Linked DNA regions of Homo sapiens: region 2 is linked to region 1. A link is an interaction called in ENCODE POLR2A ChIA-PET data of the cell type or tissue named here. Cell type or tissue: A673. All regions are shown on one strand. Links, peaks and the distances in the headings refer to the core of each region. The heading gives the core; the rest is flanking DNA. Region 1 overlaps PAX6 (paired box 6). Region 2 has its middle 22 kb from the start of LINC03031.

Region 1 (8,070 bases), core at 1-8,000:
GAAAAGATAGCAACCCGGTTGCGGCACCTTTTCAGCTCTGGAGCGCGGATCAAAACATTGTAGCATCTGTTGAAAGAGAGGCTGACTAAATCCTATAGAGGGCTTGGGTATTATGGGGGGTGGGGGTGGGGTGAGGGGAGGAGATAAGAAAAAGTGTCTCCGTGATCCCTAAAACCACCAAATCGCCGGAGAATTGGGGCTGGATAGAGTTGTCTCTTGTTGTTGTCAGCCCACGTCGTCGCGATTTTATTCACCGCCGCATGGCGTTGATCAGATGGAAACCATATTTGTCTCCCTCTGAGACCTAACCCCCGCCTTATGCTTTTGGAGTATGGACTCTTTAAAACCCAAGAAAGGCTTCCTGGGCTGGGAAAGGGGGCTAGGGAGGGAGGGGGACCCTCTTAGCACCAAAAAGTCTGAGGATTCCCCGGGAACGTGAAGCGAAGCTCACCACCGGTGCCCGCTACCCCCACGCCGGCAACTCTGTGCTTCGTTTGGCCCACGTGTCCTCCCCACGCAACTAGGGGCGACGGTCCTGTGCCTGAGGTGACAATCACCCCCCAAAAACCTCACTTGCGGGTGGGGGGGTGGTGATTGCCAGTTGACCCAGAATTTTCTAGCAACTAGGCGCGTTAAAGTGAAAAGCCCCTGGACTAGCTCCACCTCCGGCCCCAACCATCACAGGCGGACCCTAGCTGATTTGACTCTCACTTCCCGCCCTCAGACTGCCGGCGACGAAAATCCGCCCGAATCGGGCGCCACCTCTGGTGGAAGCTGCTGTCCTCGGCTTCTGCCCAACTCCAAGAAGCGGAAGGGGGGTGTATCCTGCGCCCCAAGCTCATGGGAGCCCACGCACCGGGGAGAGCCCGGAGTGGAGGCTCTGGGCTCAGCCCTCCCAGGCCTAGGCCACCGTGCCCTGAGTCCCTCCCCAAGACTTCTCGGACTAAGTGGGCCAGACTCTTGTCAGGGGAGGGATCACCAGGACCTCAGATTGCTGGGGGCGGAGGGGTGGACGCTCGTGAGTGCGAAGTTCGGGTGTCACTTGGGTGTGTCCAGTGTCTACAAGTGGGAATCCTACGGTTTCAAAAGTCAGGCAGGGATGGGGTTGCCTACACTCGGTGGGGTCAATCGCTAGTCTCACCAGAGGCGGGAGCGGGCCTGGGGGCCCTCTGAGCTCGCGGAGGCGGCGGGTTCGGGGCCCGTGCGGGCGGGGTCGCCCAGGGGAGCCCGGGCCCCGCGCGTCAGGAGGCCTCCGCCGGCCGAGCGGCCGCGCTGGGAAACAAGAAGCGAGCGCTTTGCTCCCTATCTTCCCAGTGTCCGTCCTATATTGTTTTCTGCTCTTAAAACTGACATGTCTAATTGGCAATTGGTGCCGAATCGTGTCCAGAGGTCTCTTGTGGAACATTTCTACAGCTGTCTCCTTCAACTAGACGCTTATTCATGTCGCCTTAATGAGAAACAAAACGTTCTCTAATGAGCAATTACAGAGCGACAGGATTGTTCCCATAACAAATTCTTGCGAGTGACAGAAGCATCCTTTGTACCAGATATTTCGCATACTGTTACCGATTTTCCCTTCCCTCGCCCGACTCCATGGAGGCGCCGGGCATCCGGAGCCGGTCCGAGAGCTCACGGATGCGCCGGCAGCCTCCTCGCAGTCCCGCGCGCCGCCCCTGGCCCCGAGCCCCTCGGCTCCGTTGTGCTCCTGGGAGTGAGACGCCACGTCCCATTATCCCGCATATTATCTCCTTGTCACGAGGACAACAAATACCGATTAATCTTCGGAGTAAACTGTTTCCTATTCTTGACCAAGCTACCTCGGGGTGTGGAGGGGAGCGGAGGGGAGCCAACTGACCCTCCCCTCCGCCCCACCCCCCCCATCCCCCGCTCTTCTTCCTCCAGCCCTTCTCACAGAACCTGGGGTGTTTCAGGTCCCATCTCTCCTCCCAGACCAGAGCGGCTCCCGGCATCCCGCCGTCCTGCTCACAGTATCTTCACCTCACCACTTCCACATAGTCGCCACCCACAGAGAGTGAGAAAGTGGGACCCAGAGGGGCGAACGGGGGAGGGGCAAGGATAGTGGGGTGGTTTTAGTTGGGAGACCACCACTTCCAATGCCCCATCCCCGACTCGCCCTGCATCTCCCTGCTCACCTTTTCATGTGCACCCTACTCATAGTCACATAATTTGTCAATTACAGCAAAAAGCAACAGGATACAATTATGTTAACCTCGCAGTCTGTCAGTGCGTTATCTTGTCACACTTCTACAAGGGGGCTCTCCCTGCATTCTAATGTCAAATTTGAATAGTGCACCACGCAGCTCGTTCTTATGCACACAGTGCTGCCCACAAACACACACACGCACCCACCAGCCACCTTCATACCGCTCCTGACATACACAACCCTCACATTCCCAGGCCAACAAAATGGTTCAACAAACACCACCTACATACAATGTGGTCGATGTGTCCCAGGCCTTCAAATGCAGTCTCACCCATGACATTCCCCAAGCATGGAAGCCCTGAGAGGAAATGGTTGGGAGAGTAGGGGACAGGCAAAGGGATGCACATATGGAGAGCTGCGTGGATGGCTGCTTGGGTTTTACCTTGCGTAGGTTGCCCTGGCACCGAAGTCCCCGGATACCAACCAGGGCGGGTGCCCCAGCTTCCGGTCTGCCCGTTCAACATCCTTAGTTTATCATACATGCCGTCTGCGCCCATCTGTTGCTTTTCGCTAGCCAGGTTGCGAAGAACTCTGTTTATTGATGACACCTGCAAATCAAACCAAAATCAAACCAAATGGTAGTGTCTCCTGAAGACACAGTCACCCATCTCAGCTCACCCACAACCTTAAAAAGCAACTCTCAACCCGTTAAAAAGCTCCCAGCCACCCCGGGACAGTGGGTGGATTTGCAGATACACCGTGGAAAAAATGATAGCTATCACTTTGGGCATGGAAATTTAGTTGGATAGAGAATTGGGCGGAGGGGGTCCTTCACCATTGCTTGGTGTCTCTGGTGACCTAACTCACACGGTTGCTTTGCTTTGTTAAAAGACTGCCCGAAAATAAAAACTATTTAGACTTGTTGTAAAGCTTTCTTTCATTATATTGTTTAATATTAGGATGGAAATGGATGTGTGACACCTGAAGGAAAGTTCTGGCAGGTGGATTAGGACGAAGTTACAATCTGGTTCTCATTTTCCTTCTTCATTCAAGTGCCTTTCCCTGGTGCCTCCGCCCTCTGTTTTGCAGCATGCAAATGAAGTGAATGACTCCCCACACTTGACTCCCATTTTCCAGACAGTCAAAGAAAAGTCAGGGCATTCCTCTCTGTTCCCCCAGGTACAAAGGAGACAAATGTGGAGCAGGGAGAGGACACAGACTAAGAGACAGTGGAGAGAGAGGGTGGGAGGAGGTAAAGAGGAGAGAGCATTGGGCTTAGGGCAGGGAGGGCAGATGTTCTCAATGAACTTACGCTTGGTATGTTATCGTTGGTACAGACCCCCTCGGACAGTAATCTGTCTCGGATTTCCCAAGCAAAGATGGACGGGCACTCCCGCTTATACTGGGCTATTTTGCTTACAACTTCTGGAGTCGCTACTCTCGGTTTACTACCACCGATTGCCCTGGGTCTGATGGAGCCAGTCTCGTAATACCTGCCCAGAATTTTACTCACACATCCGTTGGACACCTGCATAGGGGAAGTGGACAGAAAACCACATTATTAATAATTTCAAGACAAAAATAAAATTGTTTAAGTATGCATTAAACAATGACAAGCTTACGTTTTGATTGTCCAGCACTTGGACTTTTGCATCTGCATGGGTCTATAACACAAAAATATACCTTCAATGGTATGAGAACTTACTGTAGAGAGCTTTTTTTCTTAAAATTACATTTGTAGCCCTAAAAACTACAAATATGATGATACTTTCAAACAATTTGAACTAAAAAACGAATTTAAAAGCTTTTTTTAAAAAAAAAACTTTTCTTAAACACTGCCTGAAGATGCATCAAAACGAAGTAGATAAATTTATTTTTGTGCTGACCTTGCTTAAAGTGGCGTTATGTTTTAAAGAACAAAGGTAAAAAATAAACTGATTTTTTTACTTCTTCTTCTTTAAAAAATACTCAATTGAGTAAATGTGAGTTAGGGAGGAGTAAATAGCATTTGCCTTTTAAAATCAATATATATTATTCATAAACATGAAGAATAAACAAATACCTCAAAAGCTGAGGTAAGCATGGGCTGGGGAGAGCAGAATGAAATTATGCCGGTTTATATAACTCAGCTTATTACGGTTCATAAACTGTTCCCACAATGAATGTCTTTACCAAATAAAAAGAGAAAGATTTTTTTAAAAAAATCCGCACACAATATTTTTCTGAAGCAGATGAGTTATCTTATGTAACTGACCCAGGTTGAAAGAGATAGGGAAGGATGGTGGAAGGAGAGGGGAAAGTGGGAAGGCAGGGGAGTGGGTGGGGGGACTGGGGACTGGGGTGGGTGAGGGTGGGGGGGTCCATAATTAGCATCGTTTACAGTAAGAAATGAAGAGAGGGCGTTGAGAGTGGAGGGCCGCGGGGGCGGCGAGTGGGGCGGCGCCGGGAGGATCACCTGCAGAATTCGGGAAATGTCGCACGGCCGGGCCCCGCTGTGAGCTAGCTCTACAATCTTCTGCCGGGTGGAGTCCGGCAGTGGCCGCCCGTTGACAAAGACACCACCGAGCTGATTCACTCCGCTGTGACCTGAGGAAAGGGAGAGGAGAGGAAAGGGGAAAAGAAGAGAAGAGAGCAGAGTGAAGAGGAAGAAGAGGGAGAAGAAGGAAGAGGAAGATGAGGGAGAACAAGAACAGAAAGGAGAGGAGGAAGGGGAAGAGGAAGAAGGAGAGGAGGAGGAGACAACCACAATGCATCCTCATCCCCCTGCCAACCTGTGCCAACCTCGGCGGTCAGTTCCCTGCTATCGATCAAATAAAGGACAACAGGACCACCAGCCATGCCAGACATCGGGCAGCCCAGTCCAAGCAACCGTGCCCCTGCCCACTGTACTGCAGCAGCAACACAGAGTCAGACACATGCCAAGGAACAAGTACACATGGACCTCACTACAGCCATAACCCCAGCAGTGTCCCCAGCCCACTGCCCCTCTTCATAAACACTGCAGCCAGCCTCTGAACCCACAAAGCGCTAAGAACCGGCTCTATAAATCTCCCAAAGATCCCCTCTGAGTGTCACCGCAAACCATGGGTTCTACAGATCCCACACTGAACCTTCAAGGTCTCTGCAGTGTTGGGACAGTGATAGCAAACCTTACAGCCCTTGAGTGCTCCCTTAGACGCTAAAATCCAGAAATGTTTCCATCACCGTCCAAACTGGCCAAGGCCTGGCACAAGCATCGAGTTGGGTTTTGTTTGGTTAGAATAGAAGAAGGAAGAGGAGAGAACAACCAGAGCAGCCAGTATGTGGCTGGTGAACCCCAGTCCAGGTTTCCGCACCTCCAGTGCAGACGTGAGAGTCAGAGCCCGGGCTCGGCTTCAGCCACAGACAAGTCCGGCCACCGCAAGTAAGGCTTAGAGCCGGGAGTCGGTTCGCACCAGCCACTGCTCGCTTTATTTCCGCCGCTGAACTCCGCCCTCCCCTTAGCCAAGGATAGATATTATCAAAAAGAAAAAACAGAAAAGAAAAATACCACATCATAGTGTTCCCCATCCCTCCTTTATCTTTGTATCTCACAACCTCATCCCTGTGGTCCAACCTTAGAGAATAGGGAGAGGGAGTTAGCCCCTCTTTGTAGTCCCCCTCCCCAAAAACCACAGACACACAAAGCCAATTGCCAATTTCCACTTCCTTAAAAATCTCCAACCTGCAGCCCCGACTTAGATAGCAGCCCTCCCAGGAAAAGACGTGGCTCCCTGTTCAGCTCTCCTCTCCTCTCCTCTCTTCTCCTTGGAGCCTACTGATAAATTGACGCCAGGAGCCTGAGCTTCTTAGCAATAAATAAGCTCCAAATATAGAAGAGGGGGGAAAATATGATGAGCCTCTCTGACATTTGTCTTTAAAATAAAACTAGCTGCACGTCAAGTTTGAGCTTAATTTCTGGAAATAGGCGGAAGTCGCTCCGGATCATGCATGGAAGGCTAATTGAAAAGATCAGTCGGGGCGCTTGTGGCAGCCTTGTCACTTTGTGACAGTGCTCCGCTCCGGGAAATTGCATCGTCACGACAAACGGGACCGTGATAAAACGACCCTTTCCGTCCTTATTTGTAGATCACTCAGACGAGATTGAACTGCACTTGTTTCCCCTTCGAGGGGAGCCGCGTTTTCAGGGTAGCCGAAGGCTTGGGGCTGAGGGGGGGCCCTCACCAAGGCGCGGGTGGGGGCCGGAGCCTCAACTCGATGAGAAGTGACAGGCGTTTGGGGGATCTGGGCTCCGGCCGGGACCAGCGCAAGCAGGGACTTTGCGGGGACACCGCTTCTCCAACAGAGCAAGGCCTGGCCCACGTTTCCGGTTTCTCCTAACTTCCTTTTATTGCCTTCCTTTGCTTCGCAAGTTCCATCTACCCCTCCAGCTACAGAGCCCCACCTCTAGGCACAGGAAGCTTCCCGGAAAAAGAAAGGCTGTCCCAGAAAGAGACCGAGAGAGACTTTCCAAACTTCGGGCATAGCCACGGCAATTCCCAGTCTGCTAATGCCAAGGCGGGCGCGTAAGGCCGCCTAAATCTAGACCTCCCTCCTCACTCATTTCAAAAAATAACAACGTGCCAGCCACCTCCGCAGATACCGCCGGCTGGTGCTTGCCCAGGAGACGCCAGGGCCAGAGCGCCACTCCCAGCATCGAAATGGCAGAGAGAAAGCGCAGCTCCAAATTCCCCTTCAGAGGTTAAGCCTCAATCATTGTGTCCCTTCCCTAGGGACTGCTGGCGCTCTCGCCCACTGGCGATGATTATGCGCCTAGAACTCGACCGCGAAGCAACTAATAGGAAAACATATGGTGTCAATTTGGATGCTCCGCGCCTCGCGCACACCCGGGAACGAGCGGCACAAAGCCCTGCCGGCCGGCCCGCGACCCCGCGCCCCTCGGGGCCTGCCAGCCGGGCCGCAGCGACAAACGCTCAGGGCTGCGCGCCCTGGCTGGGGCCCGCCCGAGAGACAGCCTGCGGCTGGGGAGTCTGAGCTCCAAGGGGAGAGCCCAGCCGCCGAAGGCGAGCCTACCGGCCAAGCCCTGGGGTCCGGCAGGTTCTGCACAACTACTCCCGCAAAGCTCGCCACCTTTGTGCCCTTTCCTCAGCTACGCGCTTACCAGCCCCGGAAGCACCAGGGGGCGACCGGCGTTTCCAAAACAGATGGATAAGGTGCTGGGGACCCTCCTTAAGCCTGTGTGGTTCGGCCAGGGCAGGCTGCTGGAAGACCCGGGCCTTTCCACACTTTGAGTTCAGTTGAGCCCCGACGCCGTGTGCCTCAACCGTAACCTCAAACCGGGCCTGGTTTCGCTGGGCCTCCAGGCTCCCAGGTCGGAGCTCTAGACTAGCCCTGCCGCGTACCAGCACCCACCACGAACAGGAAGGTGGGTGGGACCCCACGGGGTCTGGGCAGAGGAAAGCAGGGAGGTACAAGGGCCATAAGTATCAAAAGCGCTCTGGGCCTGGGACTATCAGGACCCAAGCAATTGCAGTTGCCAGGGCAGGGATTTTCCAATTCCTGGGCACCTCCTTACCAGACCCAGTAAACCGTGCTCTCTCCCGCGCCCTGTAACAGCGAGTTTACCACCCCTACCCTGCTGCAGGCCTGGGGGCTCCTCTCCCCATCCCTTCTAGGCCCGTAGTGGGGTGAGGAGGGGAGGAGCTGCCCTGAGAGTGACTTGGGGAGAGAAGCCCCCAACCCCGCCGGGTTGGTGGAGACTTTCAGTCTTGGCTAAGCCCAAAGGGGCCTCCTTCTCGCTCAACTAGGAGAAGACTTCGCCCCGCCCTGATCAGCCCAGCCCCTCTCTCCGGGGTCAGAGCCCGGGCAGGGGCGAGAGGGGGTGTGAGTTACAGGATTTGGGGGGGATGGGGTTTCTCTACCGCAGC
Region 2 (11,955 bases), core at 1,525-9,524, 260 kb after region 1:
TGTTTCACACTATATATAGTAATTTAATCATTTGCAGCTGATTAATTTCAGTGAAGGAAAATGTAGCATTATGCATCCCTAATGGAGTTCCAAGGTTTGAATTCTAATCGTGAGTTGGGCACAGTTTAAGTCTAAATTAGCAATTAGCTTGGGCAAGGGACATTTAGGTTGAATGGAAGTCATCTGTTGACATGTCCTGAGTCAACAAGAGAGTAGCAATGAAGATCATCAGAAAAATGCCTGCCACAGAACACTCTTCGCTGGCTTATTAATTATAGTGCTGAACATTAGCAGAGTGCCATTCCACTTTAGAAAACCTTTTCGTGTACATTTATCTCATTTGCTTTGGTCTTCATCTAAGTCTGTGAAGTGGGTGTTTGTGCTCCATTTTATAGCAAGGAAACTGAGGCTTGGAGAACTTAAGGCCACACGGAGGAAGAGCACCCTGTGGCAGGATTTGAACCCAAGAGTTCAGGCTTCAAAATCAGTATCCTTTCTACATCAAGATATTTTCTGGGGACAAATTTGCTCCATCTTGAGGTCCTCCAGAGGTTAATCCTCAAATACATCTAGAAGCAGGTACTTACTGTTCATATCCCTTTTTACAGATAAGGCTCGTGTGGGTCAAGTTGCTGGTCCAAGCATGCAGCTGAAATTGAAAACCTCGTTCTTCATCATAATACTTAGTACCTCTCAAAGATGGTTCTTAAACACCAGGCTGAGCCTTCTCGATCTTGTAGTCCACTTGGGATTTGGTGTGTTTGGGTGTGATGGCATATTTTGGGCCAGGAACTAAGGAGAACTAAGGCACATTTTGGATATTCTCAGATCCTGCTCCCCCACTTCTCCACCCTGCTCTGCTCCAGGAAGGAGGAACTGGGTGGATCTGTCAAGTCTGGTCAGTGGGAACAGCAGCAGGAGAGAGGAGGTAGAGAAGCCAGCAGACTCAGTGTTTACTCTTCTGGTTTTCTCACTGCAGGGTTGCCATGAGTCTGCTGTGTCCCTTACCCAAAAGTCATGGTCCCTCTCACTGCCCCTTCAGATCCAGGGTGATCATGGTGCTCACTATTACCAATCCTGGGGTACTACACACTCTTTTCCTGCCTTTTTCTTACAGCCTGTCCTCCCCTTTGTAACTCATTCCTCTATCCAGGAACCCTGCCTGATTGATGGACAAAAATACAGTATAAACCCCACCCTTCACATCAAAACTTGAGATTTGGAGTGAAACTTACTGAATCAGCTAGAGTCCTGGCTGGAAGCAGAAGTTTTCAGATAGGTTAAAAAAGAGATTTTTTTTAATGAAATGACTACTTATAAAGGTGTGGACAGGGTTAAGTGAACAAAGAAATATCAAGGCACCCAAAGACTGGAAGAGCAGGAAGCTATTACTATTCCTAAGGCTGAAAGGGCTGAAGCTGGAAGTCAGGAGGGGCCCCTGACTACTCTCTCTTCTTGCCCTTGGAAGTCTTGCCTGTAGCAGGCTCTCATGGGTGACACCCAACCAGAAACCTGACTGCAGGGCAATGTGGATGGTGCAGGGTTCAGGATCACCCTCTCAGGGTACAAAATAGGACAGACAAGGTAGAAAGTGGAACACTGTAGAAAAACAGGGAATAGCCTATATGTTTATCTTGTATCTTTGCAGAGGCTGGAGGTTAGGAAACATTAATACTTAAGAGTGTCTTAGTTTTACAGGAGAATTTCTTAAGTATTTCATTTCCAACAAAACAATGGATTCAAGCAAGGATCATCAATAGATGCTAAAATGATTGAGTAAAAAGTTGGTTGGATAAAGGATATTAACGTGACCTCAAAGTATCCTCCCAAAGATTACTCGTTAATTACAAACAGGTAATGCGATCTGTCAGATGCTGGCTTAACAAAGCAATCAAGCTTAGCGTCTTCAATAATGGGACCTACTGATGCTATGTGCCCCATAATGGAATGCAGTGGGAAGCAGACAACTTCACCTTTGTTGGATTCTTGCGAAAATGCTTACGCTGAACCTAACCAAGAGAAATATCAGACAAATCCAGATTCCAGAGCATTCTATAAGACAACTTGCCTGGATGCTTCAAAAAAGTCAGTGCCTTGAATAGCAATAGCCACAAAGACAGAGCTAAGCAGAAAAGAGAACTGTACAGGAAAACTTGGATGAACCTGGCCAATATAATGTTGAGCAAAAGAAGCCAGACTCTAAAAAGAGCATGTAAAATGTGATTTCATTTACATCAAGTTAAAAAACACACAAAACCAATTTAGTCATTAGAAGCCAGACTAATGGATATCCCTAGGAGGTGATGTCAGAAAGGGCACCCAAGAAGGAATTCCAGGGTTGCTAATGATGTTCTGCTTCTTGATCTGAGTGCTGGTTACAAGTGCATACTCAATTTGTGAAACCTCATTATAACTAATACACAGTGTGTGCGTGTGTGTGTGTGTGTGTGGTGTGTCTGTGTGTTAGAGAAGGAGAGAGAGTATTAGTGTGGTAAAAGATTAACAGTTGATGAAACTAGCTAGGTGTTGGGTATATAAGCATTCATTATCATTATATTATTCTTTTAACTCTTCTCCAGGTTTGAAATTTTCAAAAATAAAAAATATAAAAAATGGTTTCAATCATTTTTGTAAGTGTTGAATTAATAGAATTGGCCAGCACACTATGTACTAGCAGTGGCCTCTCCAGTGATTTTCCCTCATTTATACACTTATTTAAATATATGCAAACTATTCACACTTAACCAACATAAAACAAACAACTCAAAACCATTTTGCATTCATCATAATCCCTAAACACAAGCCAAATACCTCATCTGGTGCCCAAACACAGGCATAGCAATCTGTTCCCATGTTGAGAGAAAAGCATCTGTGTTAGACATACTAAGCTATAGCTTGGGATCCACAAAGCCATATCTATGGGACTTTGAATTCTCAAGGGTTATTTTAATGTTAGGCAATTTTTACTATGTTCACTGTCGTTATTTATTTTTGTTTAACTTGTGTTTTAAGTTCAGGGGTGCACGTGCAAGTTTGTTATGTAGATAAACTTGTGTCACAGGGGTTTGTTGTACAGATTATTTCATCACCCAGGTATTCAGCCAAGTATCCATTAGTTATATTCCCAATCCTCTCCCTCCTCCCACTCTCCACCCTCTGATAGGCCCCAGTGTGGGTTGTTCCCCTCTGTGTCCATGCATTCTCATCCTTTAGCTCCCACTTATAAGTGAGAACATGCAGTAATTGGTTTTCTGTTCCTGTGTTCGTTTGCTAAGAATAATGGCCTTTGGCCAGGCGCGGTGGTCCACGCCTGTAATCCCAGTACTTTGGGAGGCCAAGGTGGGCAGATCATGAGGTCAGGAGTTTAAGACCAGCCTGAACAACATGGTGAAACTCTGTCTCTACTAAAAATACAAAAATTAGCCGGGCGTGGTGGTGAGTGCCTGTAATCCCAGGTACTTAGGAGGGAGGCTGAGGCAGGAGAATCGCTTGAACCCAGGAGGCAAAGGTTGCAGTGAGCTGAGATCGCACCATTGCACTCCAGCCTGGGCGACAGAGTAAGACTCCATCTCAAAAAAAAAAAAAAAAGAAAAGAAAAGAAAAGAAAAGAAAAGAAAGAAAGAATAATGGCCTTCAGTTCCATCCATGTTTCTGCAAAGGACATGATCTCATTACTTTTTATGGCTTCAGAGTATTGCATGGTATATATGTACATTTTCTTTATCCAGTTTATTATTGATGGGGATTTAGGTTGATTCCATATCTTTGCTATTGCGAATAGTGCTGCAATGAACATATGCATGTATGTGTGTTTGTAAACAGAACAATTTATATTCCTTGACTGACTTTAGAATCCAACCTGCTTAACCTGTGACACCACTGGCAATGTTGACCAATATTGGAACCTCATTTTGCCTTCAAATCACACACCCTGTTGGGGTAGAAGGAAGAAGAAAATTCAGCTCCCTATTCTCTGGTGTTTTCAGTTCCAGGCATGGATTTTACAAATCCCAAAAGAGGGTAATGATAACAACAAAAACAAACAAACAAACCAGGAAAGACAGAGAAGCTCTATTTGTTTTTGTCTACTCCCATTCCAAAATGGCACCCTGGCCAGGCCAGCTACAGAAAACCTGATGTAAACATCAGATACAATGAGAAGCAATAGTCTTCACTCTCAAAGACCATAGCTGCAAAATTCTTATGCTTCTCCCCACCCTCACCCACCCCTTTAACTGCCAAGGATTCAGGGAGGGCACAAGCACTGTGACCTCTTGGCATCCTTGGTCTGAGAAAGATGCAGATTCTTTCCCCAACTCTTCAACTTTTCACTGCCAACTGAACAGACACCTTTGGTTCAGCTCGCCTACCAACTATCTGTGAGCCACTCTCTAGCACGGTGCTGGAACATAGTAGATGCTTGATAAATATTTTTTGAACGAGTGAGCTATGGAGAGAAGAGCTGTGGAAGAAGCAAAAGTGGTTTTCATGGAGCATTCTATGCAACTTGGAGGGCTTTTCCCCCCACCTATGCTGAGAACCCAGCTCTGGAATCCTCAAGGGGACCATCTCGGGATCAGTACAGTCCATGCATGGCATGGCCATTAGTATTCTTATCTTAAGTGGCTTTGCAGACAATTGACTTCTGCAATGAGCCAGGGTAAGAGAAAAATACCATGGCTGTGTAGCAATTGCAGAGGACAGGCTGATTTCCAAGTTTATGTGTGATAACCCTTTGGGACTCCTTGACATGACTAACTCAGCATGTGTAAGGTGCTGAGAACCTGAGGCAGCATGAGAGACAGTTGATGAAATTTCTGGTATTATTACAATGAGTTCAATTTTGTGCTTAAAAATCTGTATTGAGAGCAAATTTTGTGCTAGATGCTATGCTAAGTAAATACATTATTTTATTTAATTCTCACAACAACCCAATTAGTTATCTCCCTTTACAAATGAGGTGACTAAGTCCTGAAGAGGTAACTTGCCTACGTGTGATGGTTAATTTTATGTGTCAATTTGACTGCTGTACTGGGTGCCCTAATATTTGGTTAAACATTATTCTAGGAATTTTGATGAGAGGGTTTCCAGATGAGATTAACATTTGAAACAGTAGACAAAGTAGAGGAGATGGTCTTTCCCAGTGTGAATGAACCTCATCCTATCCCTTGAAGGCCTAAGCAGAACAAAAAGGTGGAGTGAGAGAAAATTTACTCTCTGTGTCTTTAAGCTGGAATATTGATTGAGCATCTCCAGCCTCCGGACTCAGACTGTTACTATACCATCTGCTTTCCTGAGTCCTCAGTTTGGTGACTGCAGATCTCAGGATTTCTCAGCCTCTATAACCTTGTGAGCCAACTCTTTATGAAAGATAGACAGATAATAGATAGATGATAGATGGTAAATAGATAGATTAGATAAATAACAGAGAGACGGATAGATGGATGAATGGGTGGATGTATAGATGATATATAGATAGATAAATGGATGGATGGATGGTGGATGGATGGATAGATGGATGAATAGATGGATAGATAGATGGATAGAGATATATATCCTATTCGTTCTGTTTCTCTGAGAACCTAGACTAATACACTAAGCTCATGCAATTATATAATAGACACTACTGGCTGCTTGCCTACCAACAATTATGAGACATCACACTCCCCGCTGCTGGTAGGACTCATCCTCCACTCTGTAGATTTAAAATGTAAAATACTTCCCTTCCCAGCTTTCACTGCATTCAGGGCACAGATGTGCACCCCAAACCTTGCTGTGTGGATTTAAGGAGAGTTTGCTGGGGGCTATTGGGAAAGAGTTTCTTTCCTTAAAAAAAAAAAAAAAAATGCTGGGCGTGGTGGCTCATGCCTGTAATCCCAGCACTTTGGTAAGCCAAGATGGGCAGATCACGAGGTCAGGAGATCGAGACCCTCTTGGCCAACATGGTGAAACCCTGTCTCTACTAAAATACAGAAAATTAGCCAGGCCTGGTGGCACGTGCCTGTAGTGCCAGCTACTTGGGAGGCTGAGGCAGGGGAATTGCTTGAACCAAGGAGGCGGAGGTTGCAGTGAGCTGAGATGGTGCCGCTGCACTCCAGCCTGGTGACAGAGCAAGACTCCATCTCAAAAACAAAACAAAACAAAAGAGCCACACATGAGGAAATCCCTCCCTCTAACTTTGTGGAATATTGTGTCTGCTTTGTGTGGGAATCAGAAACTGCAGCAACATCTTGCAACTAAGAGGGAGAGATTGCCTTCATGCTTCAGAAAGCAGTGGCAGAAAGAAAGAAAACATTTACATTCAAATAATATTGTAGAGCTGCTGAATTAACCAATTCTGAAAGCACTCTGCCTCCAGACTTCTTACGTGAGATAACAGATAACCTTATTGTTTAAGTTCCTTCTATATAGAAATTTGTTTTCTGTTCCCAAAAGCATCCTAATTGTTCAGTTGATTTAATTTTCACTGTAAGAGCTCACATCAGTGGAAGTCTGTTTATCTAGTCAAAGGTATACTTATTATATAAGTTCACTTAATACTCTTTATTATTTACAAATATTCGAATGAAATGCTAAATATTTCTATTTACCTATGCCCATATCCATTCCTTCATCCTTCCATTCCTCCATCTGTCTGTCTATCTACCTATCTATCAGTGATCGAGTGACTGATTGGTCGATTGTTCTGTGGTCAAAAAATTTCAGGAAGTGGTTTCCTACTAATACATAACCCCTTCTGGAGAGCCTCTGAGAAGCTTCTACAGTAAAACAAACAAACAAAATCCAAAACAAAACATGAAAATTGAACTCAGCATTTTCCTGATATTTTGTTTGTTTAATCCCTTTTTTGGGCACACATTTTAATGGCAACCCATTTTTGGAAATGTGCATATGACTAGGTAACTATCTCCTAAGATTCCCACACACACATTTTAAGAGAGCAATTATTCCCTCTGAAGGCAACACTTGTTATTCTGAAGCACTGAAGCGAAGCCGCCAGTACACAGAAGCCACTTGGATGTTGCTTAGCAGATGTTTACAGATAGCTTGATGTTAATTTCTACACAAAAGATATATTTCTGGCCTTGCCTTATTGTTTATGATTCACGACTAAATTCTGGGAACCTTGAGTCTGGCCCATCATCCTGCCTGAGCTGACCATATTTGACACAGACAGTTTCCATTCATGGTGGCCACATGCCCTGTCTACACCATCCACACCCCAAGAGGTAATTCAGTGCTTGTGTTTTAACATAAACTTCAAGTCACATGCATACTAACACTACTTCATGAGCAAGAAATTACCACGTCTGGTTCATTGACATTTACTTCTGGGAACCATTTCAATCAGATTAATTCATTTATCTAAATAATCTTCCACTCACTTCACAACATCAAAACTCACCAATACATTTTCTGTTGATGCTTCCAACTTTCCTTTTTGTACAGTGAGAAGCAAGATTAATTTTTACCTGGAGTTCACAGACTGGGCACTTATTAGAGTATGAGGGAATGCAAATAATAACAACCTCTATCCCAACAGAACACAAGAAAAGGGAAAAAAGTAGGGCAGATGGAGATGCAAATGTCAATCTACTACTAATAGGGCTGCTGCAGAAAGTTGCTTAGATGTGCAGCAGCAACTGTAGGCTTTGTGTTAGGCAGGAGAGGTAGCTTATGCAGCAGTAACAAACAACCCAAGAGTCTTGTTGGCTAAAAACAAAAATTTAGTTCTCTATCACATTACAGATCCACTGTGGCCCAGCTGAGGATCTGTTCCATGGCACCTTAACTTGGAGTCACAGCAATTGGAACAGACTCTAACTGGAACATTTTCAATTATCATGGAGGAGAGGGAAACGTAAGTATGGTGAGCCCCACATTGACTCTCAGAGCTTCCACTTAGAAGTGACCCATCACTTCTGCTCAACTGTCATTGGCCACGTGTAAGCTCTCCTACCACAGACCCCCAATATTGAAACTCAAAGCTAATCAGATGTGTTCCCCTGCAACAGGCATCACTAGAAAAGCTACAGGCTTCCTCCCGAGCATGAGGGCAAAGGCTTTACTCCCACGTTTACCCTGTAGCCAAGAGCAGAGCCAAGCACATGCTCTCTACAGACAGGCAGACCCCAAAAGGAATGGATGAAGGAACTAAATTTCCCCACTCAGGTGAGAGGGCAGAGAGTCACCAGGCAAAAGCAGTCAAGCCACAGTAAGATTTTTGCAAAATGGGTTACTCCACTTATTCATTGTCTTCTTTTTTAAATTCTCCATTTCACCATTTCACTCTTGGCGTCTTTATTCTTCAACAAGTTCTATGCCTTCATCATTTACTTCTCCATTATCCTAGCCTTCTTCATTCTCCTCATCCAAAAAACCTGAACCCAACTCCACTGCTGGATGCCTGACCACGTGCACCAGCAGTCCCATATCTGAGCTCCAAACAGTAAATCTTTACATTTAGACCAGTCTGAGAAGGACTCTTCTGTGATTGCCACCATAGGCTTCCAATGGGAAACACTGAGGTCAGGGGTGAACGAAGAGAAAATGTGCAGCGCCCAGGATCAGCAGGTGATGGTTCAATGGGAGTTTCTCCCCATCAGCACTTTTGCTGATTCTGATCCCCTCTGAGGGCATGCCCTTTCCTTTTCCCTTTCCTTATCCAAATCCCAACTATTCTTCAAATGTCAAGCTCAGGTCCCACCTCCTATGGGGCACATTCACACCTCTGCAGCCAACCCATAGCCAAACCCTGACTACATCCCTGTGCTAACACTTGGAGCTCACACTGTTGTCTGACTTCATGTGTGATGATTTGACTCTACAAGTCACCTTGGAGGATGGGGACAATGCTTTATTTGCTTTCTGCCTCCCTGGCAGCACCCAGGCCAGCATTAGGCACAGAGCAGCCTCTTGACTGTTTCTGATGCATAGGCTGTGCAAGGTGGTTGGTGAGGTCTGCTCCCGTCACAGTGAATGGGGAAGTGACTGAGAATCCGCCTCTGTCACATAAACATTCGATGGTGCTGATAACTCGGCAAACTGTTTCTGTGCAGGTCCTGTATTGTAGTACTGCTGAGACCCTGAGTTCTAGAAAACATGTCACAGATGCTAAGGGGGTATTTCTCAGCTAAAATCTGCAAGAAAGTAAAGAAAACACAGTTTATTATAATTATTGTAGTATTCAGTTCTTCCAGGCTTCTGGGTTTCTTGTTTATTTGTATTAACTGCATGCCTTTAACCAAGGTAAAGAGATGGATTTTTGCCCTGTTTATTACCTAGTAGTTGTACTCAATTCTGGCTTGACGTCAATGACCTTTAGTGACATCCTGATGATAAACTACCTCTCTTGCCTAAGTTACTGGATGTGCCAATAGTAATAGTAATAGCTAAACTTGTAATGAGCCAGTTACTGTTCCACGCACTTTGCTATGAATCTCAATGTCCTAGAGTCACGGAGAGGTTGGGTTACCTGGCAAAGTTTACGGAGCCTGGAGGTGAATCAGAGTTTGAACCCCTGTACTCTGCCTCCAGAGGCCAGACCTTAAACCTCTACCAGGGATGTCCAATCTTTTGACTTCCCTGGACCACATTGGAAGAATAATTGTCTTGGGCCACACATAAAATACACTAACACTAGTGATAGCTGATGAGCTAAAAAAAAATCACACACACAAAAATCTCATAATGTTTTAAGAAATTTTATGAATTTGTGTTGGGCCTCATTCAAAGTTGGGCCACATGTTGAACAAGCTTTCTCCACATTAAAGAGCAGGTGAAGCAAGAATGGGAGAATTCGGGTCTTCTAAAACCAATCACACGGGGCATGACTTTTGCAGCCACACAGACCTGGGTTCAGATTCTTGCTTTACTGTCTTATTTCAGACAAGTCATTTAACCTTTCTATGCCTTAGCTCTTTCATCTATAAAAGGGGTTAAGGAAGATTAATACTATATAATGTGTCTGGCACGTAGATTCTTAATAAATGTTAAGCATGGATTTGTTCACCTGTTCCCTGGTCTTTTAAGGTCGGAATCATTAGATCATTGAAATTGCACACCATCTGCTCACTCTTTTCACTCAGTTCCATGACTAGCAAACACAGGACAAAGCAGGAAAAGTGTCAGATAGAGGAGAGTTTTTAGGCTGGCCAAGCAGTGAATAGACAATCAGGCACCTCTGTTCAACCTCTGCACTCATCAACCCTCGGGTTCCCCTAGGAGATACCAGATTCCACTGGTTTCAGCTTGGAGGACAGGCTTATGGCTGAGAAGAAACCCAGTTTCTTGGGCATTTATTGTTGCCCCCTCTTTAACTGCCTTCCTTCCCTTTTCCTCCTCTAGCCCTTAAGCAGATATTTCAAATTTATTAATAGGTCTCAAGTCCAATGACTGAGCTACAAACAGCAGAACAAACCTGTGTTTCTTCACAAGCCCATTAAAAAAACGTGACAGAGACCTGGCCTAGCTGCACAGAGGGGTGAGCTGGTTAATTTAGCTTTCACTTCCAAAAATATTCAAGGCAATTTAATAGCTTCATGCAAATAGCTGTGTCTGGATGTCAAATCATCCCTTCCTTGATATGAATCATGGTTTATTCTGTTATCCCTTTAGCAGGACAGCTGGGTGGTCAAGTGTGGACTGGAGGGAGTCTGCCTGGGTTTGAACCCCACACTTGCTGCATGACCTTGGGCAGGTCACTTACCCTCTGTAGTAGGCTAAATAATGGCCAAAGATAACAGGTCCTAATACCTGGAAGTGGTGAATGTTACTTTACACAGTTAGGTTTTTGTAGACATTGTTAAATTAAGGATTTTAGACAAAAGGGTTATCCTGACATATCTGGATGCCCTGAATGCCATCACATGTCCCTAAAAAAAGGAGAGGCAGGGTATCGGGCTCACTGCATCAGAAGGTGCAGTGATGACGGAAGCAGAGAGAGATCTGAGGATGCCACACTGTTAGCTTTGGAGATGGAGGAAGGGGCCACAGGCCAAAGAATGTAGCTCCAGAAGCTGGAAGAAGCACAGATTTCCCCCTAAACACTGGAGGGTACAGCCATGCCGACATCTCGATTTCAGTCCAGTGAAGCTCATGTTGGACTTCTGGCCTCCAGAACTGTGAGAGAACAAACTTGAATCGTTTTAAGCTACCAAGTGCATGGGAATTTGTTACGGTATCCCTAAGAAACTAGTACACCCTCTCTGAGTCATGCTTTCCATGATTCCAGATCAGATGGGAGCAAGAAGCTGATAGGGGTGGCCAGAGAGCGAGGTGGTGAAAAGCGAGATGGGGAGATACTGACCACGAACACCACAGCTGAGCAATTTCCTAGGGACACAGGGCAGACGTCCACAGATGCACTCCTTGACTGCAAGAGCCTGGGGTAACACTACACAAATCTCAGCCATATTTGTGACTTTGCAGTCAAAATCTCACTTTGCCACTGGGTGACCTGGAGCAGATTATTTAACCCTTCAAAGGATCAGTTGCCTGAGCTGCTAAATGTGTTAAATAAGCCATAGCAAGCACAAGGCTGGTTTCCTTATGGTCCCCTCAAGGAGCGAAGAAGCAGGAGGGGCTTCTCTTATCTTGCTCTCCACTCCCTTCCCTTTGAACACTGATGAGATAAGAAAGTTACGCAAAGTTGACTCCCATAGCTTCACTGCACACTACCACCGGGGCCCCTAACGTCAACTTGCAGATCAGGATGGGTCCTTGATGGAGTTCCTTTCGGCCATTCAACATCCATTAGGCACATATTTATTGAGCACCTACTAAGTGCCAGGCACTGGTCAAAGCACAGCCCCCGTGAAATTTTTTAAAGCAGAACAATGTAGTGCAGGGCCGCTGCCAGCTCTGAAAGCGTTTTGCAGATTAGAGAAGGTTGCCCTTGCAAACACAGCCCTGTCGGCACACGGCTTAGAAAGCAGGGAGACCTTTTGTGTAATG

Evidence for each region. Peaks named below come from ENCODE experiments on the same cell type or tissue, not always from the same donor. Only the 100,000 strongest peaks of a DNase experiment are listed, where the experiment ranks them.
Region 2: POLR2A ChIA-PET joins it to region 1 with 5 read pairs; 4 of 35 experiments call an interaction of 5 or more read pairs at or near these places.

Annotation. Positions count from the first base shown.
Region 1 is chr11:31,798,085-31,806,154 of GRCh38, forward strand. It overlaps PAX6 (paired box 6), which reads right to left. Exons shown (of 14, transcript NM_001368894.2): 5 at 4,620-4,750; 6 at 3,787-3,828; 7 at 3,477-3,692; 8 at 2,607-2,772. Among named protein-coding and RNA genes, the nearest start is that of PAX6, 9.2 kb to the right of the region's middle. RefSeq lists enhancers at 543-1,080, 6,059-6,274, 7,443-8,070 and a silencer at 6,059-6,274. In A673, for the core only: a CTCF peak has its summit at 752; DNase peaks (open chromatin) are centred at 771 and 6,937; H3K27me3 peaks cover 7,834 bases.
Region 2 is chr11:32,057,079-32,069,033 of GRCh38, forward strand. No RefSeq gene overlaps it. Among named protein-coding and RNA genes, the nearest start is that of LINC03031, 22 kb to the left of the region's middle. In A673, for the core only: no CTCF peak of the experiment used is centred there; a DNase peak (open chromatin) is centred at 5,663; H3K27me3 peaks cover 6,470 bases.